Regions from separate parts of the Homo sapiens genome. Here region 1 is linked to region 2. The links are chromatin loops, found by intact Hi-C in ENCODE. Cell type or tissue: PC-3. All regions are shown on one strand. Links, peaks and the distances in the headings refer to the core of each region. The heading gives the core; the rest is flanking DNA. Region 1 overlaps TTC6 (tetratricopeptide repeat domain 6). Region 2 overlaps TTC6 (tetratricopeptide repeat domain 6).

Region 1 (16,829 bases), core at 5,053-13,052, 75 kb after region 2:
AAAAAGAATGAAAAGGAATGAACAAAGCCTCCAAGAAATACGGGACTATGTGAAAAGACCAAACCTATGTTTGATTGGTGTACCTGAAAGTGACGGAGAGAATGGAACCAAGTTGGAAAACACTCTTCACGATATTATCCAGGAGAAATTCCCCAACCTAGCAAGACAGGCCAACATTCAAATTCATAAAATACAGAGAACAACACAAAGACATTCCTTGAGAAGAGCAACACCAACACACATAATCATCAGGTTTATCAAGGTTGAAATGAAGGAAAAAATGTTAAGGGCAGCCAGACAGAAAGGTTGGGTTACCCACAAAGGGAAGCCCATCAGACTAACAGTGGATCTCTCAGCAGAAACCCTACAAGCCAGAAGAGAGTGGGGACCAATACTCAACATTCTTAAAGCAAAGAATTTTCAACCCAGAATTTCATATCCAGCCAAACTAAGCTTCATAAGTGAAGGAGAAATAAAATCCTTTACAGACAAGCAAATGCTGAGAGATTTTTGTCACCACCAGGCCTGCCTTACTAGAGCTCCTGAAGGAAGCACTTAGTATGGAAAGGAAAAGCCAGTACCAGCCACTGCAAAAACATACCAAATTGTAAAGACCATCAACACTATGAAGAAACTGCATCAACTAATGGGCAAAATAACCAGCTAGCATCACAATGACAGGATCAAATTCACACATAACAATATTAACCTTAAATGTAAATGGGCTAAATTCCCCAATTAAAAGACACAGACTGACAAAGTGAATAAAAAGTCAAGACCCATCAGTAGGCTGTATTCAGAAAACCCATCTCATGAGCAAAGACACATATAGGCTCAAAATAAAGGGATGGAGGAATATATACCAAGCAAATGAAAGCAAAAAAAAAAAAAAAAAAAAAAAAAAAAAAAAAAAAAAAACAGGGGTTGCCATCCTAGTCTCTGACAAAACAGACTTTAAACCAACAAAGATCAAAAAAGACAAAGAAGGGCATTACATAATGGTAAAGGGATCAATGCAACAAGAAGAGCTAACTATTCTAAATATATATGCACCCAATACAAGAGCACCCAGATTCATAAAGCAGGTTCTCAGAGACCTACAAAAAGACTTAAACACCCACACAATAATAGTGGGAGAATTTAACACCCCACTGTCAATATTAGACACATCAACAACATAAAAAATTACCAAGGATATTCAGGACTTGAACTCAGCTCTGGACCAAGCAAACCCAATAGACATCTACAGAACTCTCCACCCCAAATCAAACCTATATACATTCTTCCCAGCATCACATCGCACTTATTCTAAAATTGACCACATAATTGGAAGTAAAACACTCCTCAGCATATGCAAAAGAATGGAAATAATAACAAAGAGTCTCTCAAACAACACTGCAATCAAATTAGAACTCAGGATTAAGAAACTCACTCAAAACTGCACAATTACATGGAAACTCAATAACCTGCTCCTGAATGACTACTGGGTAAATAATGAAATGAAGGCAGAAATAAATAAGTTCTTCGAAACTAATGAGAACAAAGACACAACATACTAGGATCTCTGGGATACAGCTAAAGCAGTGTTTACAGGGAAATTTATAGCACTAAATGTCCACAGGAGAAAGCAGGAAAGATCTAAAATCTATACCCTAACATGACGGTTAAAAGAACTAGAGAAGCAAGGACAAATAAATTTAAAAGCTAGCAGAAGACAAGAAATAACTAAAATGAGATCAGAACCAAAGGAGGCAGAGACACGAAAAACCCTTCCAAAAAAATCAATGAATCCAGGAACTAGTTTATTGAAAAGATTAACAAACTGAGTCCAGCAGCACATCAAAGAGCTTATCCACTATGATCGAGTCGGCTTCATCCCTGGGATGCAAGGCTGGTTCAACATACTCAAATCAATAAACATAATTCATCACATAAACAGAACCAACAACAAAAACCACATGATTATCTCAATACATGCAGAAAAGGCCTTCAATAAAATTCAACAGTCCTTCATGCTAAAAATGCTCTATAAACTAGGTATTGATGGGACGTATCTCAAAATAATAAGAGCTATTTATGACAAGCCCAAAGCCAATATCATACGGAATGGGCAAAAGCTGGAAGCATTCCCTTTGAAAACCAGCAAAACACAAGGATGCCCTCTCTCACCCCTCCTATTCAACATAGTATTGGAAGTTCTGGCCAGAGCAATCAGGCAAGAGAAAGAAATAAAGTGTGTTCAAATAGGAAGTGAAGAAGTCAAATTGTCTCTGTCTGCAAATGACATGATTGTATATTTAGAAAACCCCATCCTCTCAGCCCAAAATCTCCTTAAGTTGATAAGCAATTTCAGCAAAGTCTCAGGATACAAAATCAATATGCAAAAATCACAAGCATTCCTATACACCAATAATAGACAAACAGAGAGCCAAATCATGAATGAACTCCCATTCACAAATGCTGCAAAGAAAAAAAAATAACTAGGAATACAACTTAGAAGGGATGTAAAGGACCTCTTCAAGGAGAACTACAAACCACTGCTCAAGTAAATAAGAGAGGACACAAACAAATGGAAAAATATTCCATGCTCATGGATAGGAAGAATCAATATCGTGAAAATGGCCATACTGCCCAAAGTAATTTATAGATTCAATGCTATCCCCATCAAGCTACCACTGACTTTCTTCAAAGAACTAGAAAAAACTACTTTAAATTTCATATGGAACCAAAAAAGAGCCCGTATAGCCAAGACAATCCTAAGCAAAAAGAATAAAGCTGGAGGCATCATGCTACCTGACTTCAAACTATACTACACAGCTACCATAACCAAAACAGCATGGTACTGGTACCAAAAAGATATATAGACCAATGGAACAGAACAGAGGCCTCAGAAATAACACCACACATCTACAACCATCTGACCTTTGACAAACCTGACAAAAACAAGCAGTGGGAAAAGGATTCACTATTTAATAAATGGTGTTGGGAAAACTGGCTAGCCATATGCAGAAAACTGAAACTGGACCCCTTCCTTGCACCTTATACAAAAATTAACTCAAGATGAATTAAAGACTTAAACATAAAACATAAAACTATAAAAACCCTAGAAGAAAATCTAGGCAATACCATTCAGGACATACGCATGGGCAAAGACTTCATGATTGAAACAGCAAAAGCAATGGCAACAAAAGCCAAAATTGACAGCTGGGATCTAATTAAACTAAAAAGCTTCTGCACAGCAAAACAAACTATCATCAGAAAGAACAGGCAACCTATAGAATGGGAGAAAATTTTTGCAATCTATCCATCTCACAAAGGGCTAATATCCAGAATCTACAAGGAACTTAAATAAATTTACAGGAAAAAAAACAACCCCATCAAAAAGGGGGTGAAGGATATGAACAGACACTTCTCAAAAGAAGACATTTATGTGGTCAACAAACATATGAAAAAAGCTCATCATCACTGGTCATTAGAGAAATACAAATCAAAACCACAATGAGATACCATCTCATGCCAGTTAGAATGGCAATCATTAAAAAGTCAGGAAACAGGCCAGGCACAGTGGCTCATGCCTTTCATCCCAGCACTTTGGGAGACCAAGGTGGGCGGATCACCTGAGTTCAGTCAGGAGTTCGAGACTAGCATGACCAACATGGTAAAATCCTGTCTCTATAAAAATACAAAGTTAGCCAGGCGTGGTGGGACATGCCTGCAATTCCAGCTACTCAGGAGGCTGAGGCAAGAGAATTGCTTAAACCTGGGAGGTGGAGGTTGCAGTGAGCTGAGATCATGCCATTGCACTCCAGCCTGGGCAACAAGAGCGAAACTCCATCTCAAAACAAAAACAAAAACAAGTCAGGAATCAAGAGATGCTGGAGAGGATGTGGAGAAATAGGAACGCTTTTACACTGTTGGTGGGTGTGTAAATTAGTTCAACCACCGTGGAAGACAGTGTGGCAATTCCTCAAGGATCTAGAACCAGAAATACCATTTGACCCAGCGATCCCATTACTGGGTATATACCCCAAATCCTTCTACTATAAAGACACATGCACACATATGTTTATTGCAGCACTATTCACAATAGCAAAGACTTGGAACCAACCCTAATGCCCGTCAGTGATAGACTGGATAAAGAAAATGTGGCACATATACACCATTGAATACTATGCAGCCATAAAAAAGGATGAGTTCATGTCCTTTGCAGGGACATGGATGAAGCTGGAAACCATCATTCTCAGCAAACTAACACATGAACAGAAAAGCAAACACCACATGTTCTCACTTATAAGTGGGAGTTGAACAATGAGAACACATGGACACAGGGAAGGGAACATCACACAGCGGGGCCTGTCAGGGGGTGGGGGGCTAGGGGAGGGATAGCATTAGAAGAAATACCTAACGTAGATGATGGGTTGATGGGCGCAGCAAACCACCATGACACTTCTATATCTATGTAACAAACCTGCACATGTATCCCAGAACTTAAAGTATAATAATAAAAATAAAAGATTTAATACAATTTAAAAAAAAAAGAAATACCAGAGACTGGGTAATTTATAAAGGAAAGAGGTTTAATAGGCTCATGGTTCTACAGGCTGTACGGGATGCACAGATCTGGCATCGCCTTCTGGGGAGGCCTCAGGAAGCTAAAAATCATAGTGGAAGGCAAAGTGGGAGCAGGCACTTCACATGATGAAAGTAGGAGCAAGAGAGAGTGGGGGGAAGGGGCCACACATTTTTAAATGGCCAGATCTTGCAAGAACTCTCCCACAGTTGCAAAGAGAGCACCAAGCCATGAGGGATCCCACCATGACCCAAACACCTCCCACCAGGCCCCACCTGCAGCACTGAGGATTAAAATTCAACATGAGATTTGAGTGTGAACAAATACCGAAATTATATTAGAAATACAGGCTCCCCATTCAGCCTTGAGTGGTGGGGTGGGAGTGGCGCCATAGGTTTTTCCGCAGTATTTAGCTGGAGTAACATAGTTATCGTCTAAAAATTTTTTGTCTTGCTAGGCTGCCCCTTTCCTGATCCTTTGGCTAAAGAGCAGGCTTTTGTTGCAGATTTTTCTAGCTGTAACCATTGGCATTCCTATGTATGTTACCAGCTTCTTTAGCTACAAGTCTGGGAGAAATTAGGCAAAAAGAAAAGTCAGAGAATTCACCACCAGTTCATTCCTTGTGTCCCAAAGTCCCTAGATGAGCTGTCTTCTGCTATTCACGTTTTGGGGTCTTCTGGTATTTGTTTTATATATAATGTTCAGGGTTTATAGTTAGTTTTACTTAGCAGGAAGAATAGAGAAAAAGGATATCTATTTCATCTTCCCCGAGGCAAACATAAGCTTAAGTTTTATAACATAACATTTTTGTAGACTGTATGTTATTTGCTTATGGGAGACCTTGGACTATGAATTTTCTCTTATCTAGGTCATATTAAGCCGTTTTCCTTTTGAGTTATATGATCAAAAACAACTACGCATGACAGAAGCAAGGACCACCTGGATACTTCATCCTCCAATTAACATCTGGAAAGTGGTCTGTGAACCCCAGCCACATGTAATTAGAATGTATTTTTGTGACTGATACTATTGAATGTCTTAGCAAAACAAACAAACATTCATAACATTTCTACTTCTCCTGCCATGGTATATGCATACTGTTTAGGTCAGTGGTTCTCAATTGGATAAAAGAGGGTGGCATAATTTTGCCCCCGCCTCAAGGGCTCATCTGGCAACATCTAGAGACATTTTTTATTGTTATGACTTGGGAGGTGCTACTAGTATCTAGTGTATAGAAGCCACGGATGCCTTGAAACATCCTACAATTCACAGGACAGCCACCTTCAATGAAAAATTAAGTGGCCCAAAATGTCAATAGTGCCAATGTTGAGAAATCCTGGTTTAGATGTCTGACATTTGACAGCTAAGTTTAACCCTCCGTATTCTTTGCAACTCCAGGCCCAGGTAACTATGGACCTCCAAGTGCTGCATGTGGAATGTCCTTTCCCAAGCTCTCAACAAAGACAGTCCAGCCTGCTGAGATCATCTTACCTCTCAGCTTCCCTCTAGGGATTGCTATGTGGCTGCAAGTTATGATTTCTAAAGGGAAGAATCATGTTCCTTGTTTTTCCTGGAAAGAACATCATTTACATAAGCCCCAAACGTTTAAAACAAAAGTCCTTATTCGAATCTTCTTAAGAATTTTTAAAATCATAATTTGGACACGACTTTTATACTTGCATACTTACATTCTTTTTTTTTTTTTTTTAGACGAAGTCTCGCTCTTGTCCCCCAGGCTGGAGTCCAATGGTGCGATCTAGGCTCACTGCAACCTCCGCCTCCCGGGTTCAAGAGATTTTCCTGCCTCAGCCTCCCAAGTAGCTGTGATTACAGGCGCCTGCCACCACGCCCGGCTAATTTTTGTATTTTTAGTAGAGATGGGGTTTCACCATGTTGGCCAGGCTGGTCTCGAACTCCTGACCTCAGGTGATCCACCCGCCTCAGCCTCCCAAAGTGCTGGGATTACAAGCGTGAGCCACCGCGCCCGGCCTATACTTGCATTCTTATTGCTATCTCTCACCTACCACCCAGTGCCATTTCAACAAATTCCCCATTGTACATTTTTCACCCTAATAAAACTTCTGAAGCCACTTTTACTTTAAGAAATGCAAGCTCTATCTTCTGGAATTGTTGTGGGGTGGGGGTGTCAAAATTTTAAAAGCCAAGAACGAAATCCAGGCTGCACTCAAAAAATCAAGATAATGAGAGGCAGAGATGGGACTGAGACACCTGATGCTGTCCAAGATACACTTGATTCTAATGCTCCATGATCCATGCCACTCTCCGACATAAAACAATATGTAGGAGAAATGCCATAAAAAGAATACACAAGTGGGGCCGGGCGCAGTGGCTCAAGCCTGTAATCCTAGCACTTTGGGAGGCCGAGGCGGGCGGATCACGAGGTCAGGAGATCGAGACCATCCTGGCTAACATGGTGAAACCCTGTCTCTACTAAAAATACAAAAAATTAGCCGGGCATAGTGGTGGGCGGCTGTAGTCCCAGCTACTTGGGAGGCTGAGGCAGGAGAATGGCGTGAACCCAGGAGGTGAAGGTGGCAGTGAGCGGAGACCACACTACTGCACTCCAGCCTGAGCGACAGAGCAAAACTCCGTCAAAAAAAAAAGAATACACAAGAGGAATTAACACTTCTGGTAAAAGAGCTGAATACACTGCAATGTTCATTATTCATTTAATAGTCTCTCTTCATATATCCCTAAGTCCATTTGAGCCTGTCAAAATACAATCTTTCTTATGGGACCCTGCTCTGAGGTATAACTTTCCTCAACTGTACGGGACCTCTGGACCAGTTTCTAATACCATCCTCTCTTCATGTCAAGTACCTTAACTATGTCGTAGAGCATGGAGCCTATGTCAGAAGTAGGGGCACCGAGGCCTTTCTTCTCTTTGCTAAGGCTCTTCATTGGGCATCCCTGATTTGTTTTCTTATTAGATTCATAGAAAATCTAACTAGAAATACCCATTTTGAAATGGCCTGAGCAGTCACCCTAATCTTGTTCAGTAACAATGGGGAGGTGTGAGTCTCAACTCAGAACATTTGTCATACTCTGCCCACAAACATTAGGCCAAAGGCAACACCAGAGACTCTTGTTCATACCTGTTTTTGCTTCCCTTTATGGTCACATTCCTTAAATCACAGCCAAGAGTGTATTCTGGGGCTGAAACAATTTTAAAGACATAATGCAGTAGCAGTATTCTGTGTACTAATAAGATATTTGTAGCTGCAGCCAAGAACAGTAATAGAATCTTCTTGCTTCTGTCATTCTCAAAAAAGACCGTGTCTCATATTTTTTCTTTCTTTCTTTCTTTCTTTGGGTTTGGGGCTCAAGTTCCCTTGTTACTGCTTTTGCTGTCAATGTCCCTGCCACAGCAAAGTCTGTATAATGGACAAAATATCTTAAACTTAAATATGACCCCATCTAGCTTAGCTTCCTGCCAGGGACAAGTCATAGTGAATCAATGGGCTGTCCTGGGCATGGTTCCAGCTCAGTGTCTTGGATGAGACTGCCTGGGGTGGAATCCCAGCTCTGCCATGCATTAGCTCCAGAACACTGTGCCAATCTTTTTTAACTTCACTAAAGCTAGAAGGCCTCCACGTCAGACAGGACTTTTATTAGTATCTATTGACCTGATAGGGTTGTCATGGGGACAAAAATGCATGTAAAGTGTGTCCCATAGAGTTTGGCACACAAGAAGCACTTACAAATCTCTATGATTGGGAAGACATAGAAAATAAAGTTTTTAAAAATGTTTCAAGAGAATGACTTTCACTGAAAATATAGAATTCTTATAAATAGTAACATGCTGATCTTCTTAGAATATAAATGCACTTTTGCTGTAATTTACTACTAATAATACTAAACTGTAACAGAAAAAAGAGTTTTTCACATAAAATGCCTGTTCCTTTAACACTAAATAATCACGAAACCTTTGAAGGGGAAGGCTCCTAGTGACGTTATTACTGAAGTCTTCAGCTAATGTTCTCTGAACCAGTTTCTGGGATCATGGCTCAGTTTCCTTCACTTTGAAAAGAGGATAAGACAGAAAATTCAAAAATTCAAATGGAAAATTCAAACAAAATGCAAAGAAGTTGAATAACACCCCAGTGTTTTTGTGTTATAATACATGACACCTTATGCACTGAAATATTATCCATAATAAACTACTCTTACATATGTAATGTAACCCAAATTGCATTTGGGAAAAATGTTACTCTTGTTTTGGTTCACCTACTTCCATTGTAATGTCGTAGTTCTGGCCAAGGACGCTCCGTATGAGCTCTTTGATGGTCTGGTCGGAGGCCAGCTGGGCCTCGGACTGCAGAGAGGCGATGATCTCTTCGATGGACGTGGGGATCACGCGGGAGGGCAGCAGCGCCTGCCAGGCGGCCTCCCGCGCGTCGCTGGGCGGCCAGCTCTCCTGTTCTCCCTGGGCTCCTAACCCCGCCGCTTCCCGCGCCTCGCGGGCCCCGCTCTCGCTCACGAAGTTGCTGCGGATCCTCACTTTCCTCCGCCCGCTGCTGGCCTCCATGTAGCCGTCCTCTGCGGAGACGGAGCTGGCCTTCCTCTCTTTGGCCATGCAGGGCCCTGCGAGAGGAGCTACCTCCTGGCTCTGTTCGCGCTCCCTTCCCAAGTGGAAGACCCGCCTGGGAGCCGCGTGCCGCGAGCTCTCCAAGACCCCGCGCGCTCTGCGCTTCACGGGTGGCTCGGGCGGAGGCAGCAGGACCACGGGTCTGGCCGTGCCGAACCCCGAGGCGATGACTGGGGGCTTTTTCAGGGCCTGGTGCCGTAGGAACGCGGAGCTCCGCAAGTAAAAGTCCCGGGGGCGAAACGACCGGGTCTTGCCTGGAGCCGCCGCCTCACCCAGGCCCGAGGGACGCGGCGCGCCTCCGAGCACCTCCTGCAGGAGGGCGGCCGCGGACATCGCAGGGCCTTTAAGCGAAGGGTATCTTCTCGACGTCCGGGCTGCGGCGCAGGAAACGCGCGCGGGGCGGGCCGGGCCGGGGGCATGGAGGCTGTGGACTGGGCTTTCATCTACAGCCGGCTTGGAGGCCAACTTCTGCTTGAATCGGAGAAAATCCTTTTTAGTTTCCTGCCGAACTTTCTCAAGCTCTTTAAACATATACGATTCCTCTTTGTATTTCAGGCCAAAGTGTCTCGGGATTGTGGACATCTTGACAAATTTGACCTGTAAAGTAAGCCCCCAAAACAATCACATATGTTGTGTGCGTATATACATAAATATAAAACAAAACTGGAATAAAATTTCAGCTCAGCAAAGCTTCTCATAAGAGAACCTCACCGTGCTCCCTGAGGCACAAGCGGGTAAAATTATCATGTAATTTTATATCCACCTATTGGCCCTTTCACAAGAACCATGAAAAACCTCTAAAACAGTCATTTTTTTCGGTGGAGGCTTCCCAAACCCCTATTGGATTTCTTTTAACATTTCTTTAGACTCTAATTAGTAATGTTCCACTTCCAGGCAAGCAGCATCATACTAAACATAGCTTAGAAAATCCCCAGGACCCCTGCTACAACAGAATAAAGGTCACAAACTGTGGCCTGAGGCCTGGATCATTCAGCCCATATAGTTCAGAGTATTTCAACAATTTTTTCTTTTTTTGAGACAAGATCTCGCTCTGTTGCCCATGTGACTGGAGTACAGTGGCATGATCATGGCTTAGTGCAGCCTCGGCCTCCTGGGCTCAAGCGATCCTCCCACCTAAGCCTCCTGAGTAGCTGCGACCAAATGTGGTACACCACATCCAGCTAATACTTTAATTTTTTGTAAAGACTCAGTCTCCTTGTGTTGCCCAGGCTGGTCTCTAACTCCCTGGGCTCATGCCATCCTCCCACCTCAGCCTTCCAAAGTGTTGGAATTACAGGCATGAGCAACCATGTCTGGCTTACTTCCACAATCTTAATTCATAGCCAGCTATTTTAAATTGGAAGATTTTCATAAACCAATTCAGATTTGCAGTTTCTCTGAAAAAAAAGAAAAATGAAGGGTCTGTCAGTGCAAGGGCCAAATCCCAGTTCTTGTGGCTAGACAGCTGTTTCCCCTTCTCTCTCCAGCTGGTCCCAGGTGTCCCCTTCCTTACCCAGCTCACTCCCTCCAAGTGTCACCTGAGCCACAGCAGTGTGTAGGAAGGGAATGGGGGAAGCCTCAGAGCAGGCTGCAGCTAGATTATGAGGCCTTCAGTGCCACTCTCTGTACTTTTTCTGTGAGCTACTGGAAACCACTCAAAATTTTTAGCAGAAAAGTAACTTGATATATTGACTAGAAGAAAGAATAAAGGCTGGCAGGACAAGTAAGAATCTGGTAGCTGGAGCCTGAGTCTGACCTTGATAATGAAGCACAGTAAAAACAGAGACAAAGCAAGGTAAAACTGACAGGACCTGGCCAATGATTAGGAATGAATGGGAGCAATGAAAGCTCCTTCAAAAAATAGGGACTTTGAGTCAGCCTAATGAAGTCTTAGTCATAATAAAACTTCTGTTATTCACTGAACTGTACACTTTAAAATGGTAAAGAGGACAAATTTTGTTATGTGGATTTTAACTACAATTTTAAAAAATTCTGTTATTCAGCAGGGCCAGCTAGCTATGATCATAAGTAGATTTTGAGATCTTGAAAGATCATTACACAAAGCCAGGCTAGCAGTAAATATAAATAGGGAACCGATGGCAGGTTCTGTGGCACACTTACCTGTGTGAGGCGGGAGGGGCAAGAGTAATCAGAGAGTTAGAAAAACGAAGAGGACAGTGTTCCACAGAACACACCAAGAGGAGCATTTCAAGAAATCAGGGTAAAACAATGAAAGTAAAACAAAATACAATGAACTAGAAGTCTTTAGAGAATACCTAAGGTCAAGTTTCTTTGAAAATAAATAAAACAGTAAGGCAGAAACACCTCTGGAATGTCATCATTATTTCCAGATATGATTATCTACTGAAAACACAGACACTAGAACTCTAATAGGATTCTGCAAGAGATTTGAATTTAAAATATATATATATGTATATATCCCCCAATAATTTCTTTGTACCAAAATGGTCCTATCAAAAACATAATGGACTCTAGCCTGGGCAACAGAGCCCCTGTCCTTATTTAAAACAATTTTTTTACTATAATGGTAAAATTTCATTTGTAATATTTTTTAAAGTAAGTATCTAGGCATAAACCTAACAAAAAAATGTACTGAAACTAGGTGATTAAATTTTTAAAATTTTACTGAAGGACATTGAAGAAAGATTCAACTAAATAGGAAGTTAATGTTCCTTGATGGAAAGACCAAATATTTTAATTATATCAGGTCTTCCCAAAATACTGGTTTGGTTTCATGCCAGTGCAAAACTCTGAAAATGATATTTTGAACTTTGAAAGGTAATTCTGAATTCATTTGAAATAATAAACAGGCTGGATTAGCCAAAAAAAAAAATGGAAAACATAAATGACAAGGGAGCACTTGTCCCTCAATGAAGAGCAACCAGATAAATAAAAGGTTTACAGATAAAAGAATTAGAACTGAAAAACTGCTGCTAAAATCAATAGCTACACTGAGAAAGTGAGAAAAAGGATTAAATATAATATTAGTTATATTATAAAGGCAGCATTAAATTGATGATAAAAGAATTTTTCAATAAATTGTGCTGAGACAACTGGACAACTATTTGGTGCAATTTTTTGGTGTATTTCATGACATGTACCCAAATAAATCCATATGGACTTAAAACTTAAATGTGGAAAATATATTTTTATTTTACTTTGCATTTTTATCACTTATCTACATTTCTTAGTTGGACTCATATCAATTCATGAAATAATTATCTTTATAATTGTAATTATTCATTTATCATGATGTTTGATAGTATGAAGAAAATCTCCTGTTTATCCCCCAAATATAGTCGTATTGCGTTTAACTGAAGACCCTGCTACACGAAGAGCTCATCATATCTGGGAATCAATAGGCTTTCTTTCTTTACCTAGCTCCATGACTGACTAGACCTTGGACAATTCAATTCTATCCATACCAAGGGTTCATATTAAAAAGTGAAAATAATCTGTTGCCAGTTTTCCAGGCCATAGGATATGAACATTAGAAATTATTTCTAAAGCCCTTAAGCAAGTTTCCCTACTTTAAAAAATGCTGTATAATCCCCCCGCCCCGCATAGTATTTTGGCTCTTATTGTTTGCACAGGTGGCAATATGTTCATATCAACACTATCTGCATTTCTTCCTGCAAAAGGTTGAAAGGTAGTAACTGGAACAGAGCACAGACCAGAAGTACATTAGTACCTGATGAGAATCTGACTTGACTCTCCCACTTGCACTTCCCTTTTATTTCTTAGTTCCTGCTTTCCCACTTCTCCCAGGCCTTTGGTTTGCTATTGAAGTTTAACAAGTGTTCATTGTTTAACACTTCTCAGTACATTCCCATGAGTTCTTAACAGGAAAGTTGCTCTTTCTATCTAAAATTAAACCAACAGGAAATAGAACTTCTAAATTCAACAGGAACTTCTATTGTGCGTTCAAGATGAGTGGTATACCAGTGCTTCATGGGCCAGTCCATCAAAGCTAAGTGCCTTTATTCCCCCACCCACTCCTACAACACAAAATACATAAAATGACTTTTAAACATTCATTCTCATGAGAAAATAGCATGTTCTCTTTTTCATAGGAGCAATTTACTAAGAGAGACTAGTTCTAGTTTGGCAATACCAAGGGAAAAATAATGTAGTTGTCTCTAAAGGAAAAAGTATTCATCTACATGATGTGTCAAATAGGCAGCTCACAAACCAGGTTGATTATGTTTACCCTACACTTTAAAACGGGACAGAATGCTCTTAAAATCTGTCTATGCCTTTTCCTTTCTCTTCTGCCAGAAGGTTCAAGGCCTGAGCAGTGAAGCAGTCAGAAGGGTCAAGAGCCAGCCTTTTCTTCTCTCTCACAAGACCAGGTCAGCCATCAGAAGAAAGTTCTCCAGCCAAAAATGGCTAAAGACTCAGGCAGGGCTGCACACTTGAATTCTCTAGACCATTGCAGGTTACTCTCTGGTTCTTGCAGTTGTGTCTATTTCTCCTGTTGGAACGGAAAATCCAAAACTTTGCTCTAGACTGTAACTAAAGTCAAAATAAATGGAGCAGATTACCACATGACTTGGTTCCAAGCTACACAAACCCACCTCAAAAAGGGAAAGCAGTCTGCATATGTTAGGCCTAGCTCATCAGAGTATTACATTAGGAATGGGCCCAGAAAGTAATATGAATTACCAGACCTTGACCTCTTCCTATATGTAGTCAGGGGACCACACTGAGAAGGATAACCTTTTAAGAACAAGATTTGGGTTTTCCTAGGTCCATAATCAAATATCATCTCAACTGACATACCTCCTAAACTTCAGGCCAATGTCAATTTCCAATGCACAGTACTAAAGTTCCAAAAGAAACTTCTTAACCCAAGGACAATCTATCTCATTTAGTAAAATCTTCAGCCTTGCAAGGAAAACAAAAATATTCTGAAAACAATATTTGCTTCTGAAATATCAGTGGGAGAAATGAGATCTGTTTGTGTCCTCATTGTCATTTACCAAAAAAAAGCCTCAAAAGAAATATATAAACATATTAATAATTTTGCTAAGAGAATGGGAAAACAGTGATTTTTTTTCTATTTTTCTGCACTTTCTATACTTGTTTAGCTGCCTTTAATCCTGTTAATATCAATAATAGTAAAAACCACTTACATGTGCTCATTTAAAAGGATATAGAAAATAGAGAAAAAGCTATTTTTCAGGCTCAGAAGAGGTTTCTCTCTGAGCTATTCAAAAGCTCACAGAAATTTCAATAACTATAAAAGCTCAGCCCTTTATAACAGTCACTTAGAATATGCCTATATCCCTTGTGAATATACTTACATTCAAAAATACATACATATATAAATACATAACAGCTAATGAAACAACAAAATACTCCCCTGCGTTTTTCTTCTCCCCACTTTCTATCTTCACTTCTTGGACTCCCTTTAATTGCTTAAAAAGCCAAAATTTAAAAATAAAATGTGGCCAGGTGCAGTGGCTCATCTTGCAATCCCAGCGCTTTGGGAGGCCAAGAAGGGAGAATCGCTTGAGCCCAGGAGTTCAAGACCAACGAAGGCAACATAAGGAGACCCTGTCTCTACAAAAAGTAAAAAATTAACCGGGCATGTTGGTACATGCCTCTGGTTCCAGCTAGACAGGAGGCTGAGGTAGAAGGATTGCTTGAGCCCAGGAGGTCAAGGCTGCAGTGAGCCATCATTGTGCCACTGCACTCCAGCCTGGGTGACAAAGACTCTGTCTTAAATAAAAATAATTTTTTTTAAGAATAAATAAAAATAAAATGATGCGTGTGTATGTTTAATGGTCATTGTACTTTTGACATGTTAAAATATTGCCTGCTGTCAGTTTCAAAAGCAATTTGTTGGAGAGCCATAGATGCATCTTTTTTTTTTTTTTTTTTGAGATGGAGTATCACTCTTCCGCCCAGGCTGGAGTGCAGTGTTGAGGCAGAGTATCACTCTGTCGCCCAGGCTGGAGTGCAGTGGCGCGATCTTCGCTCACCGCAAGCTCCGTCTCCCGGGTTCACGCCACTCTCCTGCCTCAGCCTCCTGAGTAGCTGGGACTACAGAGACCCGCCACCATGCCTGGCTAATTCACAGATGCATCTTTACAGATCAATTCCTCACAGCAACATATAAAGTCTGGAGAAATTTTTTTTATTGACCTAAGAATTCTTCAGAGTAAACAAAAGCAGGAAGATTGTAGAGGAAAGTCAACATTTGTGTAAACTGGCCTGGAGAGAAGTTTCCAGGTTTATTGTGGTTTTTCTTCAAACACAGTCCATAACTGCAGAAATGGCATAGTGCAAGTGTCAAAAACATTGATAGGAAGCCCTTCATCATTCTAGCCAGAAGAATCAGGGAAAGGAGCCCAGACAACAAACATCACTGAGAAGTGAGAGAGAAATTCCAGAAGGAAGAGACCCAGAGAAGATAATCCCCAAATTCTATCTAAACCCCACACGTCTCCGACTGACCTTTGATTCACGTATATGCAGGACAAACTCAAAGTAGCACAGTAAAGGCTTAAAGAGCTGAACTGAACCACCAACCACAGAGTAAGACAAGACTTACAGTGAGTTTAACTGACTGGTGAAATGCCTGCTAAATGGAAAATAACAACATTCTTCAGAAAGGATATGACAGAACCTAGACTCTACATGACAAAACATTCACAATGTCCAGGATATAGTCCAAAAATACTTGGCATGAAAAGCCTTGGGAAAATTGAATCATTCTCAGAGGTAAACATAATAAACAGATTCCAGTCCAGAAATGACTCAGGTGTTGAGATTATTAGAAAAGGACATTAAAGCAACTCTTATAACCATGCTCAATCAAGTAAAGGAAAATATGCTAGAGATTAATAAAAAGAAAAAGAAAATTGAACAGATCCCAGTCCAGAAATGACTCAGATGTTCAGATTATTAGAAAAGGACATTAAAGCAACTGTTATAACTATGCTCAATGAAGTAAAGGAAAATATGCTAGAGATTAATAAAAAGAAAATCTTGGCAAAGAAATTAAAAAAATAAAAATAGAAATTTTATACCTGAAAATATATTTTCAAAAAAATTTGATTAGGAAAATGGAGATGTCAGAGAAAAGAGTAACTGAGTTTAAAGATAAATGCACAGAAATTATCCATTATAAGAAAAGACAAAAAAGAAAGCCTGATATCCCTGTAAGGATAATACCAAAAAGCGCTAACATTCAGATAATTAGTATCCCAAGGAAAAAGGAGAATGATTGCTCCACTGCACTCCAGCAGCCTGAGTGACAAAGAGAGAATCTGTCTCAAAAAATAAAAAATAATTATGTTTGAGAACTTCCTAAATTTGAAGAAAGACAAATTTATAAATTCAAGAAGCTCAGTGAATCTCAATCAGAATAAATGTAAAGAAAATCATATGTAAGGTGATGAAAAACAAAGACAAAGACAAAATTCAAAAGCAGACAGAGAGAAACAACACATTATTGACAGGGAAACAATAATTCAAAGACCATGGACTTCTCATCAGACACCCCTAAGAACAGAAGACAGGGAAACAGGATTTGTAACATGCTAAAAGATTTTTTTTAAATGTCAACCCAGAGCAGGTGCAGTGGCTCATGCCTGTAATCCCAGCACTTTGGGAGGCCCA
Region 2 (16,829 bases), core at 3,470-11,469:
TGTTCTTCTTATCAAAATAAATTACAAATGGATTAAATATTTAATTTTTTCCAAAGGAAACCACAAAGTTACTAGAAGAAAATATGAGAGAATACATTAAAATGTAAACGTATAAACACCCTTTCTAAGATTAGCATCAAGACTAGAACACACAAAAAAAATTGCTACATTAAAAAATTTCTGATAGCATAAAACACCATAAACAAAACTGAAAAGCAGACAACAAATTGAAAATATATCTATAATATATACGGCAAATAACTAAAATTTTAATATAAAAAGATCATTTACAAAACAATACAAAAGAGATAAATGACAACTCCAGATCTGGTAATTCTCAAAAGGAAAAAAGCACATAACCAAGAGACATCTAAAAATATGTGCAACCTTACAAGAAATGGATAAAAATAATAAAAGATTAGAAAAAATTCAAAAAGAGTAACAATCATAGTTTGACAAGGGTGTAAGGAAAAGAACAGTGTCATAAATTGGCATAAATAGTGTCACCATAGCTTGGTTATAATAGTAACTATCTGGCCAGGCACAGTGGATCACATCTGTAATCCTATTATTTTAGGAGGCTGGTGCAGGAGGATCACTTAAGGCTAGGAGTTCGAGACCAGCCTGGTCAACATAGTGAGACTCTATGTCTACAAAAAAATATAATAATTAGCCTAGTGCTACTCAGGAGGCTGAAGTGGGAGGAGCCCAGGAGTTCAAGGTTACAGTAAGCTATTATTATGCCATTGCGCACCAGCCTAGGAAACAGAGCAAGACCCTGTCTCTATTAAAAAATTTTTGTATAAAGTAGTAAATATCATGAAATAATTTAAATGTTCACAAACAATCTTGAATGAAGAAACTCAGGCTATAGAATGTCATGGGTGGTTTAAACACATACATATACAAGAGATGTCCGAAAGGCTATTCACCAAGTTGTTAACATTAATCTAAGTCTTTAAATACCTTTAATCATTTTGCCTACTTTAAAGCCTGAAATATAAAATTTCATACCAAAAATTTGAACTAAATGTCTACAAACTTCTCTCTATAATATACAAATCATTTTTAAAGCAAAAATAAGGCCAATACAAGATATTTGTATAGTTCTCATCATAATTACTGTTTAGCAAAATAAGCGTAAGTTTGAACACTACACCGCTGTTCAAATAAACTTAAGTATATACCCTTCCAATTCCATTAAAATATTCTTGGTGTTTGCCATAAATAATGATTAACAAAATTGGGAAACATTAAAACTACACAACCACAACTATTACTACCTTTGAAGTTAACTGATCATTGCACAAAAAAATGCAAAAAGCCATCAAATGAAAAGGTATTCATTTTGTTTACAGTTACCTTTCTTGAGAACGCTTGGTAGTGCAGAAAAAAATTATACATTTCTCCGAACTTGTAGGCTCAGCAGACAGATATATTTTGAAAAGGTTAAGCTATGTTTAGCAAGGTAATCCTCAAGAGATAGATGCTGGAGAATTAAATATTCAGTACTTAAATTAACTTCTTATTTGGTACTTAGGAACAAATTGCCAAGAATTATCCTCATCAAATAGAACATTTATTGACTCTTGGAAAAAGAAAGTGAGGTCTACTTGAAGAAAAATATTTTCAGAATTCAAAAGAAACTAGCATTTCTAACACTTTGCGTGAATAATTATAGCTGTAAGTCCTCCAAATGATGCTTGGCTTGTGTAGTGCTAATGGGAATGACTCAAAATAGCAGAGTTTCATGCCTACTAGATTATGTTTATGTATTTATTTTCTACTCCTAGCTTTAGGCTTTAACATATATTCCAAAGAATGTCATGCTGAACTGCTATTTTCTATTGGAGACACTGGAGCAGTTCTGAAATTTCAAAAATTCTTCATATACAATTTTTTTCAAAAATTTAATTTGATAAAGCAAAACTAAAAGACTTCAGATGTATAAAATTATGACTGACAAATCCTAAAAATTTTTTTTTGCCTACATAGAAAACAAACATAAAAATGACCTTCTTTTAGGGATTCAAATAGAAACCAATTGTGATTGCTAATCACTGGGAAACCAGGTAATTTTTAATTCATGAAAGGATGCACTAGCATTGCAATTTTTACTAGAAGTCAAGTTTGAGAAAATGCATTCAAAATATACCATGAAAAGTATGGGTACTAATAATCTTGTGATAGTGTCATTAAAAGTGATCTTTTAGAATAGTATTCTCATATACCTAGGATAGTTAAATTATAATACTAAAAAAGTTTCCATTTAACTTAATATTTAACATTTGTAATTGTCTTAAAACATGCAGTACATTTTTCAGTATTTTTACCATGGCTTCTGAAAGGCGAGAGACTGTAGAGCAAGCATTCTCAATGGGCAGGTGATATCCCTCCCAGGAGGTAAAAATTGGTGCTTTGGGTCGGGGGAGCACAGTGTGATTAAAGTTTGCTCTTTTTATTTATAAAGCACATACATTCATATAGTATATAAACAGATATACAGTATATCTGGCATATTAAAATTTAATCAGGAGGGGCGATTAGAAGAAAAAAAGCCTTAAAATTCTCTTTAAGTGGGTGATAATGAAAAGGCTGAGAAAAACTGAGTTAGACAAACCTGGATTCTATCACTATCAAGAGATAAGAACTTCAGCAAGTAACCTGGTATCACGAACCCTAAATTTCTTCATGAATAAAATGGAAATTACAACTTCTCCCTTACAGTTGAAGATTTAAATAGGAAACATATGCAAAGCACACAGCACAGTTGCTCGGAATATAGTTACTGCTGCATAAACATTAGGTTCCTTCCCTTTTCTCCTTTCTTTTGAGGATGCTATAAATTATATACTCTCCACAAAAGAATATGCAGATTCCAAAGGAAGGTGAGACCCAAGGAGAAGGAGAACAAACTCCAAGAGCAATGACTTTTGTATGTGATCCCTGGACCCAAGTATACCCAATGATGGTGAAATCTAGTTCAAAAGACTGGGTCCAAGTGTCAAATCTGTGATTTTTTAAATTGTCTATGTGTAGCTAATTGCTTAAATTTTATTACTCTCAATTTCCACATCTGTACTCCAGAGCTGTGATGACAAACAAATGAGATCATGTATGTAACACTCTGGGAATACTAAAGTTACCTTACAATTGGGAATGGGTTCATGTTAATATTGTCAGGAAATGGAGACACAGACCTAGACTGTATACCTGAGGAAGCAGCAGAAAAAAACAAAAACTGCTCCCTCCTCTTTAGTGTCCAAGAACAGAATCAAGTCTTTAAAATCTAGAACTCAAAAGGCAGGATTTATATGACAGTTTACATTTAGCTTAAAATCAAATTACCAGTGGAACTCTTACCTATCTGTTTGTTCTTCATCTGTAAAGCGATCATCTAAGAAAGAGGTTCCAAATTTTCCAAGCAGGGTATCGTGGCCTTTCCTGTTAGCAGTGTGATACACTCGAGAAGCCAGGCGCAAGTCAACAGGCAGCTCCTGGGCTGGGATGGTGGTGCACAGATCATGAAGGTGCGGCATGGAGTAGTCTTGTGGAATTCTGCAACAGAGAAAAGAAAGTGAGCTCCTTTCATCATTTTGTGGACTTTAGATATAAAGTACATTTATACTGACAATTTAGTTCAGGTTCTAAAGACATACATAAATGGAGGAGATCTGATTTAAAACTATAATAATGGTATATAACAAATTTAATATCACAATCTCAGGCCATTGTCCAGAGCTTTAAACTTGTATCCAACTGCCTGCTGAATAGCTCAACCTACACCTCTACAGACAACAGTCTACAGGCATCTCAGGATCAACAAGTCTAAAAACAAACTCTTTATCATCCCACCCCAACCTCTTCTCTCCTGAATTCTGAAACTCAGTCTGTGGACACCATATCCAGCCATCATGTATTACTCCTTTGCTACTCTGGTCAAATGCTAATGTCCCTAAAGAAGTGGAACAATATAGGTAGGGCATTATCCATTAACTAGCATTGATAGAACTCTGGGTTTCTCTGAGTCAGTGTGGCATCTCCTTTCCCACTCTGCTTGGACTTGTATCTCTCTTCTGTCTTTCCTAAGTAGAGAGGATGACATGAAAATCTGCTTTTTTTTTTTTTTTTTTTTTTTTGTGAGATGGAGTCTCACTCTGTCACCCAGTCTCAGGCTGGGATGCAGTAGCACAATCTTGGCTCACTGCAACCGCCGCCTCCCAGGTTCAAGTGATTCTCCTGCCTCAGCCTCCTGAGTAGCTGGGACTACAGGCCCGTACCACCACGCCCAGCTAATGTTTGTGGTTTTAGTAGAGATGGGGTTTCCCAATGTTGGCAAGGCTGGTCTCAGACTCCTGACCTCAAGTAATCTGCCTGCCTTGGCCTCCCAAAGTGCTGGGATTACAGGCGTGAGCCACTGCGCCTAGCCAAAAATCTCCTTTCTTAATCCCCAGTGCCACCTGTAATCCAATCAACAAATAATTATTGAGCACCTACTATATGCCAGATTCTGTGCTAGGTCCTCTACACACATTTTCTCTAATTCCCACAACGAAGCTGTATTGGAGGTATAATTATCCTTATTTTGGGTAGGTCACAAAATTAGTGGGTAAGCCCTGGCATCCAAACACAACATTACTGGCTATTGGCCACATTTCTTGCCTATTAGTGACTTCTGGGTGGAAGTGGCCCTTCTCCAGAAGTACTCCATCCCTACCTTCCTACTAAAGCTTATACAACCAAATGACCTTCTTTTCATCAAATCAAATCCAATCCAATCAGCTTTAGATCTTTAGGTCATGTTCTCTTCTGACCCCCAAAACACAGCTGAGAATATGAATAACTTGTTGAAATTGCTCTTCCTTCATGGGCCTTTAAAGCTGCAATATCCCAGATTTCCATCTACCTCTCAAATTCATCATAATATGACTTAGCCATTGGTTTTCCTTCTCCAGTTTCCAAACTGGGTGTGGCTTCTGAGGTTTGAACTTCTCTTTGTACATTGGAAAAATCATCTTTAGTGTTTCAGCTATTACCTCTGTGCTGAGAGCTCCCAAATCTTACCTCTAATATCACTACCTCAACTAGATTCCTCCTTTTGAAGATAGAAAACATCTTTGACCCCTCTCTCTTTCACCTGCACATCCAATGCAAAACTGAGTTTCTCCCCCGCACAGGGTTGCTCAGGTGTGTTCCTTCTCCATCCTCACTGCCAGCATACCCTTCATCACCTCAGCCTGCGCAGGCAGTCGTTCACCAGTTGGGTTGAGCACGGCAGCCTCTGTCTATTCCCCTCTGCAAAATTCTACCAGATTGATCTCCTTTAAGTGCTCCCTTACCCAGCAAATTGATTGGTTGTTGCTTACTGCATTTGGCTAACTTCCTTTCTCTATGTTTCAAGGCTCCTAGACTTTGGACTTACTTCTAGCATAGTGATTAAGAGTACAGACTCTGGAGTCAGACTGCCTGGGTTCAAACACTGTTTACAATTCTCACTTGGTCATAAGCAAGTCAATTAATTTCTTTATACTTTGTCCTGGATACAGTTGCTTTAAGAAAGAAGAGTGAATGCATTTAGAACAGTGTCTCTCACATGGCAGAAGTTAGCTATTCTCATCAGTTTCCAGGACAAATCATAGGGCTACATCTGTCAGTCCCTTCAGTTATGGATACAGTGCTGTCTACTCTTTTGTCCATGTCTAAATATTCTTCAAACAAGACCTCAAGGACAGACTTCTCTGCCAAGTTTATCTTTTTTTCTTTTTTACAAACTGTCTCTTTTTGTAAGTTGCTCTACTCTTGTGTCACCCATTTTAACCTTTATCTAGAGGGTTAATGCTGGTCTGTCCACTGACCACTCAATATGGCTGGCACTGATTCAGAGATTAGCATGGTGTAAAGAATATAGACTTTGGAGTTGGCTGGGCCTGGATCAGGATCTTGGTTCTAACACTTGCCAACTGTATTACTGACTTCTTTAAAAGTCTTCTGATAAATGAGGATAAAAATCCCTAACCCTTGCCTTTATAAGAACTGATAAAAATAGAAGATGTGTAATTCCCAGCCTGCAGAAATATCTCAAGAAATGGTTTATTTTTAAGGTTGTTACTATTATTTTGTACTACACAGCACCTGACCCATTGCCAGGCCCCATATGGACACTATTGAATCATTAATAGAGAGTGGTCTATGGCATTTCCAAAAGAGCATAGGGCCTAACAAAAATAGGATATGAAATGTGTTCATGTGAAAGAGGAAAAGAGAGGTAAGTCTAAACATTTAGAAATGCCTGAGACAAACAGGCCTAACTGGAGGAGTGAAAGGGGGTGTCCAGAAAGCCAGGACTCCCAGGTACTCTGGGCTCCTAACAAAGGGCTTTTAAAATAGAGGGGAAAAAAAAGGTGTGCTCTGATGTCAAGCTCACCTACACCATCATTCTACCTGAGACAGGTCCTGGCTAGTGGAATGTGTTTGAGATTACATTACTGATTTTTATATTTTCTTTAAAAAGCATCACAACCAATCTGAATTCCCATGCACCCATTATAGTCTACTAACATTAAGCAAATAAATTTCCCTTGGTTATTTACCTAAATAACAATATGCTGCAATAGATGTTTGAATTCCCAAGAATACAATTTAATTTGAGGGCTAGTGAGAAAATTTAGGTTGAAAATTGATTAAAGAAAAAGGAACAGTAAATAAAAGACTTTCAGAAACATTTTCCTAAGATTCTCTTTTATTATATAATTTTTAAAAAATCAGACTTTTATTCCTCTGCATCTCATTCTATTTCTCACTAATGAAAATTTCTAATTTTTGTTTTAATGAATTAAAGCAGTAATATATATATATCAACAAGATCTACAAATATTTTTGGCATGCTCAGGAAAGGCTGTGTGTTTTTATAGCACACTCTTCTTAAACAGGACTATTTGTCATTCTTTGAAACACTAAGACATAAAAAAGAAAAGACTCTGACTCTGTGTGTGGCCATACTACTCTGCTTAATGCACTAAATGCAAGGTTTTTTAGAAAAAAAAATCAAGAAGTTTCTGCTTCATTGATAATCTGACAGTAACTATTTATTGAAGGTAAAATACTTGTTGTCTGCTGTGACTATTTGTTTTAATACATAATCTTGCTAACTAAATGAGCTTAAAGCAATGCAGATAAGCAATGGTATGTACAGGGTCACTTAAATGCCAATTTGACTGTTTCATAAACTTTGGAATTCTTTTCCCATGAGTCTATTCTCAGCTACTAAATTGTGAGTAATATCCATTTACAAAGTTTGAGCTGGCCATAAAAAGGCTGTCTTCCATGTCCAGCATACCTTTCAGTTAGTTCCCTAAGCAACAACAAAAGCTAATAATTAAAGCTTCTTCAAACCCCCATTAAGAGTTAAATGAAGAAGAATCTAGAAGAAACTAACCCATAAAAACTTAGTGGTGAAATAAGGAGAAAATCAGAGTTTCAACAAGGTGACTAGCAAAATGTAAATCATAATCTAAATTGCATTTCCACACTATTATTTAAAATTGTGGTTGTATTCCTGTGTAACGAGAAACTCCATTAAAATTATGGATGTGAGGATGAAGCATGATATTAATGGTAGAGAAAAATAATGCCATCTAAATTACCAAGCAGATGGCTTATGCACATTTTGTGTTGGCTTGTTTTTTATTTTATCATAAAAAAATTAACCAATATAATAAGCAATTGATCCAAATCAGGCATTACAATGACCAAAAATATCAAATCTAACATGCTAACATTTAATTTTCTTCAGTCTCACAAACAGTTATTTTTTCCAGCTATTGTTACATCATGAAAGTAAGTACATTTGTCAAAAACAGAAAAAGAAAAAAGCATAAAGTATAGCACTAACTGTAAAATCTGCCACCAACTTTTCCTGTGAGAAGGTTTAACTTAGGTCTCATATATGAATTTCTAAAACATTTAGTTTTCTTTTTTAAAAATGTATTTTCATGTCTCTATGCTACTGAATAACTCCTCTCCCAATAGAAAAATTATAAATTTAAGAAAATTACTTTTTATGTAGTTTTTTATCACAAAGAGGTTTTGAAGACTTTCTTGGTCTCAGTGATTTACGTTTCCGCATTCGCTTAATTTCTTTTCCTTCGATTTGCAAGAATTCTGGTGATTTTGCCTTTAAGAAAATATAAAGTGTGCTGTTAAGAGAAGATGTAACATGAGAGTTAGATCTTTCTCTCATATTTAGCGAGTCACCTAATATTTAAACTCCAGATTTCTATGTATATGTTATAACAGAATGCTAAAAGTAAATTGATAGTTTCCTCTAAATCCATTCCTAAATTTTACATATATACCTATATAACAATAAAAATATTAGTATCATGTTTATTTACAACATTTTTATTACCTTAAAATTATTGAAGAATAAATATATTTTCCCTCCATAAGTGCACTCTTCTTTATTGGTATTTGTAATAAAACTTGCCCTTATTTCCTTAAAGTTTGGCATGACTGCTGGTTACAACCACAAGCTAAAAAAAACTTTAGTGCTTTATATTTTTGTTTTGATCAGTTTATCAGAATAAACTTATGCAGAATTCATGGTAATCACTCATGTAAAGATATTTTCTCTGTGGGTTTCTCTATATTTTTTTGAGATTAGATTTAAGGAAGAAATCAGGGAGGCCCTCCTTGGGAAAAGCTATGGTTGAATAAGTAGAAGGTAGCCAGATAAAAGGAAGTTAATTTTTTTATGTTAGGTAGGGTTTAGGTTTGATACAGTAGTAAAGAAGGAGCTATTGCAACTTCTTGGGTGATGAAGTAATGAAGAATAAAGAAAGTTCAATGAATACAGAGCATTCCACCTAACCATCTTGGTAATCTGAATTTCCTGTATGGTATTTCCAGGAAAAACACTGAAGTTTTTCACATTTGCTACTAAATCTCGTCATCCCATATCTATGCACTTACTTTGTGGATCCTAAGGCTATCCTAATTAAATTTCATCTGAGATCTGACTAATCAAATCTTTTTTTAATTCTTAATTTTTGTGGGTACATAGAAGGTATATATATTCATGGGGTACATGAAGTGTTTTCATACAGGCATGTAATGCATAATAATTACATCATGGAAAATGGAGTATCCATTCCCTTGAGCATTTTTCCTTTGTGTTACAAACAATCCAATTATACTCTTTCAGTTATTTTTAAATATACAGTTAAATTATTACTGACTGGCCGGGTGCAGTGGCTCACACCTATAATCCCAGCACTTTGGGAGGCCAAGGCGGGCAGATCACCTGAGGTCGGGAGTTCAAGACCAGTCTGACCAACATGGAGAAACCCATCTCTACTAAAACTACAAAATTAGCTAGGCGTGGTGGTGCATGCCTGTAATCCCAGCTACTCAGGAGACTGAGGCAGGAGAATCATTCAAACCTGGGAGGCATAGGTTGCGGTGAGCCAAGATTGTGCCATTGCATTCTAGCCTGGGCAACAAGAGTGAAATTCCATCTCAAATAAATAAATAAATAAATAATTACTGACTATAGTCACCCTGTTGTGCTATCAAGTATTTTGCCTTATTCATTAATTCTATCTTTTGTACCCATTAACCACCCCCACTTCACACCCATCAAGCCTCTCTTCCCAGCCTCTGGTAACCATCCTTATACTCTCTATCTCCATGGGTTCAATTGTTTTGATTTTTAGATCCCACAAATAAGTGAGAATCTGTGATGTTTGTCTTTCTGTGCCTGGATTATTTCACTTAACATAATGATCTCCAGTTCCTTCCATGTTGTTGCAAATGACTGAATCTGTCTTTTTTTTTTTTTTTTTTTTTTTTGAGACAGGGCCTCAATCTGTAGCCCAGGCTGGAGTGCAGCGGAATGATCACAATGCACTGCAGCCTCAACCTCTTGGGCTCCACTGATCCTCTTACCTCAGCATCCCAAGTAACTGGGGCTACAGGCATGCACCATCAAGCCTGGCTAATTTTTGTATTTTTGTAGTGATGGAGTTTTGCCATGTTTTCCAGTCTGGTCTCAAACTCCTGAGCTCAAGCAATCTACACGGCTAGGCCTCCCAAAGTATTGGGATTACAGGAATGAACCACTGTGCCCAGCCTCATTCTTTTTCATGGCTGAATAGTATTCCATCGTGTGTATGTACCACATTTTCTTTATCCATTCTTCTGTTGACGGACACTTAGGTTGCTTTCAAATCTTGGCTGTTGTGTGACCAGTGCTGCAACAAACATGGAAGTGCAGATATCCCTTTGACATACTGATTTCCTTTCTTTGGGGTATGTACCCAGCAGCGGGATTGCTGTATCATATGGTAGTTCTATTTTTAGTTTTTTGAGGAACCTCCAACCTGTTCGCCATAGTGGTTGTACTAATTTACATTCCCATCAACAATGTATGAGGCTTCCCTTTTCTCCACATCCCTGCCAGCATTTGTTATTGCCTGTCTTTTGGATATAAGCCATTTTAACTGGGCTGGGATAATATCTCATTGTAGTTTTGAGCACTTTTCATATGTCTGTTTGCCATTTGTATGTCTTCTTTTGAGAAATGTATATTCAAATCTTTTGCATATTTTTAAATAAATTGTTAGATTTTTTCCTACAGAGTTGTTTGAGCTCCTCATATATCCTGGTTATTAATTCCTTGCAAGATGGGTAGTTTGCTAATATTTTTCCCATTCTGTGGGTTGTCTCTTCACTTTACTGATTGTATCCTTTGGTGTGCAAAAGCTTTTTAACTTGACATGAACCCATTTGTTCATTTTTGCTTTGGTTGCCTGTGCTTATGGGGTATGGCTCAAGAAATATTTGCTGAAACCAATGTACTGGAGAGTTTCCCCAGTGTTTGTTTGTTTGTTTGTTTGTTTGTTTGTTTGTTTTTGTGGTAGTTTTATAGTTTGAGGTCTTAGATTTAATTATTTAATCAATTTTGATTTGATTTTGTCTATGGTGAGACATAGGGGTCTAGATTCATTCTTCTGCATATGGATATCATTTTCCCAGCATCACTTATTGAAGAGGCTCCCTTTTCCCCAGCATATGTTCTTGACACCTTTGTTGAAAATGAGTTTACTGTAGGTGTGTACTGTATTCTGTTCCATTGGTATATGTGTCTGTTTTTATGCCAGTACCATGCTGTTTTGGTTTCTATAGCTTTGCAGTATAATTTGAAGTCAGGTAATGTGATTTTCCTCCAGATTTTTTGTTTTTGTTTTTATTTGTTTGGGGTTTGTTTTTTGTTGTCGTTGTTTGTTTGTTTTGTTTTGTATGGTTTTTGTTTTTGTTTGCTTAGGATAGTTTTGGTTATTCTGGGCCTTTTTTGGTTCCATATAAATTTTAGGATTGTTTTTTCTATTTCTGTGAAGAATGTCATTGGTATTTTGATACAGATTGCATTGAATCTGTAGAATGCTTTGGATAGTATACACATTTTAACAATATTGGTTCTTCCAATCCATGAACATGGAATATCTTTCCATTTTTTGGTCCTCTTCAATTGCTTTCATCAGTGTTTTATAGTTTTTATTATAGAGATCCTTCACTTCTTTGGTTAATTCCTAGGTATTTTGTAAATGGGACTACTTTTTACTTCTTTTTCAGTTTGTTCACTGTTGGCATAGAAATGCTACTGATTTTTGCATGTCAACTTTTTGTCCTGCAACTTTACTAAATTTGTTTATCAGTTCTCATAGTTTTTTGTGGAGTCTTTTGGTTTTTCCAGATATAAGATCATACCATCTGCAAACAAGAATAATTTGACTTCTTCCTTTCCAATTTGGATGCCTTTTATTTCTTCCTGTTGTCTGATGGCTGTAGCTAGAACTTCCAGTATGATGTTGAATAACAGTGGTGAGAGTGGGCATCTTTCAGGTGCTTCAGATCTTAGAGGAAAGGCTTTCAGTTTTCCCCATTCAGTATGATACTAGCTGTGAGTCTGTCATATGTGGTTTTGGGATTTATTTATTTATTTATTTATTTATTTATTTATTTATTTATTTTTGAGATGGAGTCTTGCTCTGTTGCTGAGGCTGGAGTGCAGTGGTGTGATCTCAGCTCACTGCAACCTCTGCCTCCCAGGTTCAAGCAATTCTCCAGCCTCAGCCTCCCAAGTAGCTGGGCTTACAGAAAGGCACCACCATATCTGGCTAATTTTTGTATTTTTAGTGGAGATGGGGTTTCTCTGTGTTGGCCAGGCTTGTCTCAAACTCCTGGCCTCAGGTGATCCACCTGCCTCAGCCTCCCAAAGTGCTGAGATTACAGGTGTGAGCCACCACACCGGTAAAAACCGTATGTGGTTTTTATTATGTTGAGCTATGTTCCTTCTATACCCAGTTTTTGACATTTTTTGTTGTTCATGACGGGATGTTGAATTTTATCAAATGGTTTTTAAGCATCAATTGAAATGATCATAAGGTTTTTGTCTTTTATTCTGTTGCTAGGATGTGTCACATTAATTGATTTGCATATGTTGAACCATCCTTGCATCCCAAAGTGGGATTTATCCCACTTTGTCATGAATGATCTTTTTAATGCATTGTTGAATTCAGTTTGCTAATACTTTGTTGAGAATTTTTCCAACAATATTCATCAGGGATATTGGCCTGTAGTTTTCTTTTTCTTTTTTTCTTTTTTTTTTTTTTTTTTTTTTTTGGTGTGTCTTTGTCTGCTTTTGATATCAGGATAATACCTGCCTCATAGAATGAGTTTGGAAGCATTCCCTTCTAGTTTATTTTTCAGAATAGCTTGAGTAGAATTGGTGTTAGTGCTTTCAATTCAGCAGTGAAGCCATTGGGTCCCAGGCTTTTCTTTACTGGGAGACTTTTTATTATGGATTTGATCTTGTTACCTGTTATGGGTCTGTTCAGGTTTTGTATTTCTTCCGGTTCAATCTTGGTAGATTGTATGTGTCTAGGGATCTGTCCATTTCTTCTAAATTTTCCAATTTATTGGCATATAGTTGCTCATAGTAGCTACTAATGATCCTCTGAATTTCTGTAGTTATGTCTTCTTTTTCATCTCTGAGTTTATTTGTTTGGATCTTCTGTCTTCTTTTCTTAGTCTGGCTAAAGGTTTATTAATTTTGTTTAGCTTTTCAAAAAACCAACTTTCTTATCTCATTGACCTTTTGTATTGTTTTCTTCATTTCAGTTCAGTTTATTTCTGCTCTGACCTTTATTCTTTGCTTCCACTAATTTTTGGTTTGGTTTGCTCTTTCTTTTCTAGTTCTTTAAGATCCATCATTAGATTGTTCATTTGAAGTTTTTCCTCTTTTTTGATGTAAGCACTTACAGCTATGAACTTCCCTCTTAGTACTACTTTTGTTGCATCCACAGGTTTTGGTATGTTATGTTTCCATTATCATTTGTTTCAAAAAAATTTTTCAATTTCCTTCTTAATTTCTTCATTGACTTGCTGGTCATTCAGAAGCACATTGTTTAATTTCAATGTGTATAGTTTCCAGAATTATTCTTGTTACTGATTTCTAGTTTTATTCTATTGTGTTTTTTTGTTTGTTGTTTGTTTGTTTGTTTGACAGAGTATTGCTCTGTCACACAGGCTGTAGTGCAGTGGCACAATCTCGGCTCACCGCAACCTCCAACTGCCGGTTTCAAACAATTCTCATGCCTCAGCCTCCCGAGTAGCTGGAATTACAGGCATGCATCAGCACACCTGGCTAATTTTTGTATTTTTAGTGCAGGTGGGGTTTCAGCATGTTGGCAAGGCTGGTCTTGAAATCCTGACCTCAAGTGATCCACCCACCTTGGCCTCCCAAAGTGCTAGGATGGCAGATGTGAGCCACCACACCTGACCGGTTTTACTCTATTGTGGTCAGAGAAAATGTTTAATATTGGTGGGGTTTTTTTAATGTTTTAAGACTTGTTTTGTGACCTAACATATGGTCTATCCTGGAGAATGATCCACATGCTAAGGAAAAGAATGTGTATTCTGCAACCATTGGATGAAATGTTCTATAAACATCCATTAGATCCATTGCTCTATAGTGCAGATTAAGTCTGATGTTTCTTTGTTGAATTTCTGTCTATAAGACCTGTCCAATGCTGTAGGTGGGATGTTGAAGTTTTCAGCTATTGTATTGGAGTCTCCCTCTTTGACTCCCTAATATTTGCTTCATAAATCTGGGCACTCCAGTGTTGGGTGCATATATAATGAAAACTGTTACATCCTCTTGCTGAATTGACCTGTTTATGATTGTTTAGTGACCTTCTTTTTCTCTTCTTATAGTTTTTTTCCTGAAATCTATTTTGTCTGATATAAGTATAGAGATTCCTGCTCTTTTCTGGTTTCCATTGGCATGGAATATCTTTTTCCATCCCTGTATTTTCAGTCTATGTGTGTCTTTATAGATGAAGTGCATTACTTGTAGGCAACAGATCAATCAGTCTTATTTTTTTAATCCATTCCAGCCACTCTGTGTCTATTGATTGGAGAGTTTAGTCCATTCACATTCAATGTTATGACTGATGAGTAAGGACTTTCTCTTGCCATTTTGTTATTTGTTTTCTGGTTATTTTGTGGTCTTCTCTTCCTTCTTCCTTTCCTGTCTTCCTTTTAGTAAAGGTGGCTTTCTTTGGTGATATGATCTAGTTTCTTGCTTTTTATTTTTTGTGTATCTGTTGAATGATTTTTGTTTTGAGGTTATCATGAGGCTTCCAAATACTGTCTTATAGTCCATTATTTTAAACTGAGAACAACCTAACACTGTTTGCATAAACACACAAACAAGCAAGCAGAAAAGAAAAAAAACTAATAAATTCTCTACACTTTAACTTTATTCTTCTGCTTTTTATCTTCTTGTTTCTATTTATATCTATGGTACTGTTTATATCTTGAAAACTTGTTATAGTTATTATTTTTTGTTGGTTAATCATTTAGTCTCTCTATTTAAGTTTACACACCACATTTATGGTGGTATAATATTCTGTTTTTCTGTGTACTTACTATTACCAGTGAGATTTGTACCTTCATATTATTATTTATTCCTCATTATCATGCTTTTCTCTCTGGTTGAAGTACTCCTTTTAGTATTTCTTGTAAGACAGGTCTGGTGTTGATAAAATGCCTCAGCTTTTGTTTGTCTGGGAAAGTCTTTATTTCTCCTTCATGTCTGAAGGATAATTTCACCAGATACATTATTCTAGGTTTAAAGTTGTTTTTATTCAGCACTTTAAGTATGTCATGCTACTCTCTTGTGGCCTGTAAGGTTTCCACTGAAAAGTCTGCTGCTGGACATATTGGAGCTCTATTGTATGTTGTTTCTTTTCTCTTGCTGTTTTTGAAATCCTTTCTTTATCCTTGACCTTTGGGAATTTAATTATTAAATGTCTTGAAGTAGCCGTCTTTGGGTTAAATTTTCTTGGTGTTCTATAGCCTTCTTGTACTTGGATAGTGATATCTTTCTTCAGGTTGGGGAAGTTCTCTGCTATTATCCCTTTGAGTAAACTTTCTACCTCTATGTCTTTCTCTACATCCTCTTTAAGGCCAATAACACTTAGATTTGCCCTTTTGAGATTATTTTATAGATTTTGTAGGTATGCTTCATTGTGTTTTATTCTTTTTTCTTTTGTCTCCTCTGTGTATTTTCAAATAGCCTGTCTTTAAGCTAATTCATTATTCCTTCTGCTTGATCAGTTCTGCCACTAAAAGACTCTGATGCATTCTTCAGTATGCCAACTGCATTTTTCAACTCCAGAATTTCTGCTTGATTCTTTCTAATTATTTCAATTTCTTTGTTAAATTTCTAAGATAGAATTCTGAATTGATTCTCTGTGTTATCTTGAATTTCTTTGAGTTTCTTCAAAACAGGTATTTTGATGTCTCTATATATTTTGAATATATCTCTATTTCTCTCAGGGTTGGCCCTTGGTGCCTTATTTAGTTCATTTGGTGAAGTCATGTTTTCCTGGATCATTGTGATACTTGTAGATATCTGTCTGTGTCTTGGCATTGAAGAGCTAAGTATTTATTGCAGACTTTGCAGTCTGGGCTTGTTTGTACCCATCCCTTTGGGGAAGGCTTTCCAGATATTCAAAAGGAGTTGGGTGTTGTGATCTCAGCTGTATCTGCTTTAGGGCGGGGGACCCCAAGCCCAGTAATGCTGTGGTACTTGCAGACTCATAGAGGTACCACCCTGATGGTCTTGAACAAGATCTGGAAGAATTATCTGAATTACTAGGCAGAAACTCTTGTTCTCTTCTTTACTTTGTCCTAAACAAACAAAGTCTCTCTCTCTTTCTCTCTCTCTCTCTCTCCCCTGAGCCAACTGGAGCTGGGGATGGAGTGACACAAGCACCCCTGTGGCCCCTATTCCTAGGACTGCACTGGGTCAGATCTGAAGCCAGCACAGCTCTGGGTCTCGCTCAAGGCCTGCTATAACCACTCCCTGGCCACTACTTATGTTTGCTCAAAGACCTAGAGCTCTACGATCAGCAGGTGGCAAAACCAGCCAGACCTATGTCATTTGCAGCAAATTCGCTCAGACCCCGGGTGCAACCAGAGGTGCCATCCAGGAGCCAGGGACTAGAGTCAAAAACCTTAGACGTCCATCTGGCATTCTATTGCACTACAGCTAAACTGGCACTCAAACCACAAAATGAAATCCTTCCCACTCTTCTCCCCACTTTTCAAAAGCAGAGAAGCCTCTCCCTGTGGCCACCGCCATCTCAGGCCCACGAGGAGTATTGCCAGACTCCTGCCAATGTTTCCTCAAGGCCTAAGGGCTCTTCAGTCAGCTTGTGGTAAATGCTGCTTGTCCTGGGACTCATCCTTCAGGGGAGTGG

The links. Peaks named below come from ENCODE experiments on the same cell type or tissue, not always from the same donor. Only the 100,000 strongest peaks of a DNase experiment are listed, where the experiment ranks them.
Region 1: it touches region 2 in a loop (3-fold over the local background); 2 of 110 quality-filtered maps call a loop at or near these places.

Annotation. Positions count from the first base shown.
Region 1 is chr14:37,614,997-37,631,825 of GRCh38, reverse strand. It overlaps TTC6 (tetratricopeptide repeat domain 6), which reads right to left. Exons shown (of 33, transcript NM_001310135.5): 3 at 8,823-9,776. The coding sequence starts at 9,761. Among named protein-coding and RNA genes, the nearest start is that of TTC6, 28 kb to the right of the region's middle. In PC-3, for the core only: no CTCF peak of the experiment used is centred there; DNase peaks (open chromatin) are centred at 7,655 and 8,085; H3K4me3 peaks cover 704 bases; H3K27ac peaks cover 3,655 bases.
Region 2 is chr14:37,688,061-37,704,889 of GRCh38, reverse strand. TTC6 (tetratricopeptide repeat domain 6) reads right to left here. Exons shown (of 33, transcript NM_001310135.5): 6 at 8,055-8,173; 7 at 3,364-3,558. Among named protein-coding and RNA genes, the nearest start is that of TTC6, 100 kb to the right of the region's middle. In PC-3, for the core only: no CTCF peak of the experiment used is centred there; a DNase peak (open chromatin) is centred at 7,239; H3K4me3 peaks cover 298 bases; H3K27ac peaks cover 1,398 bases.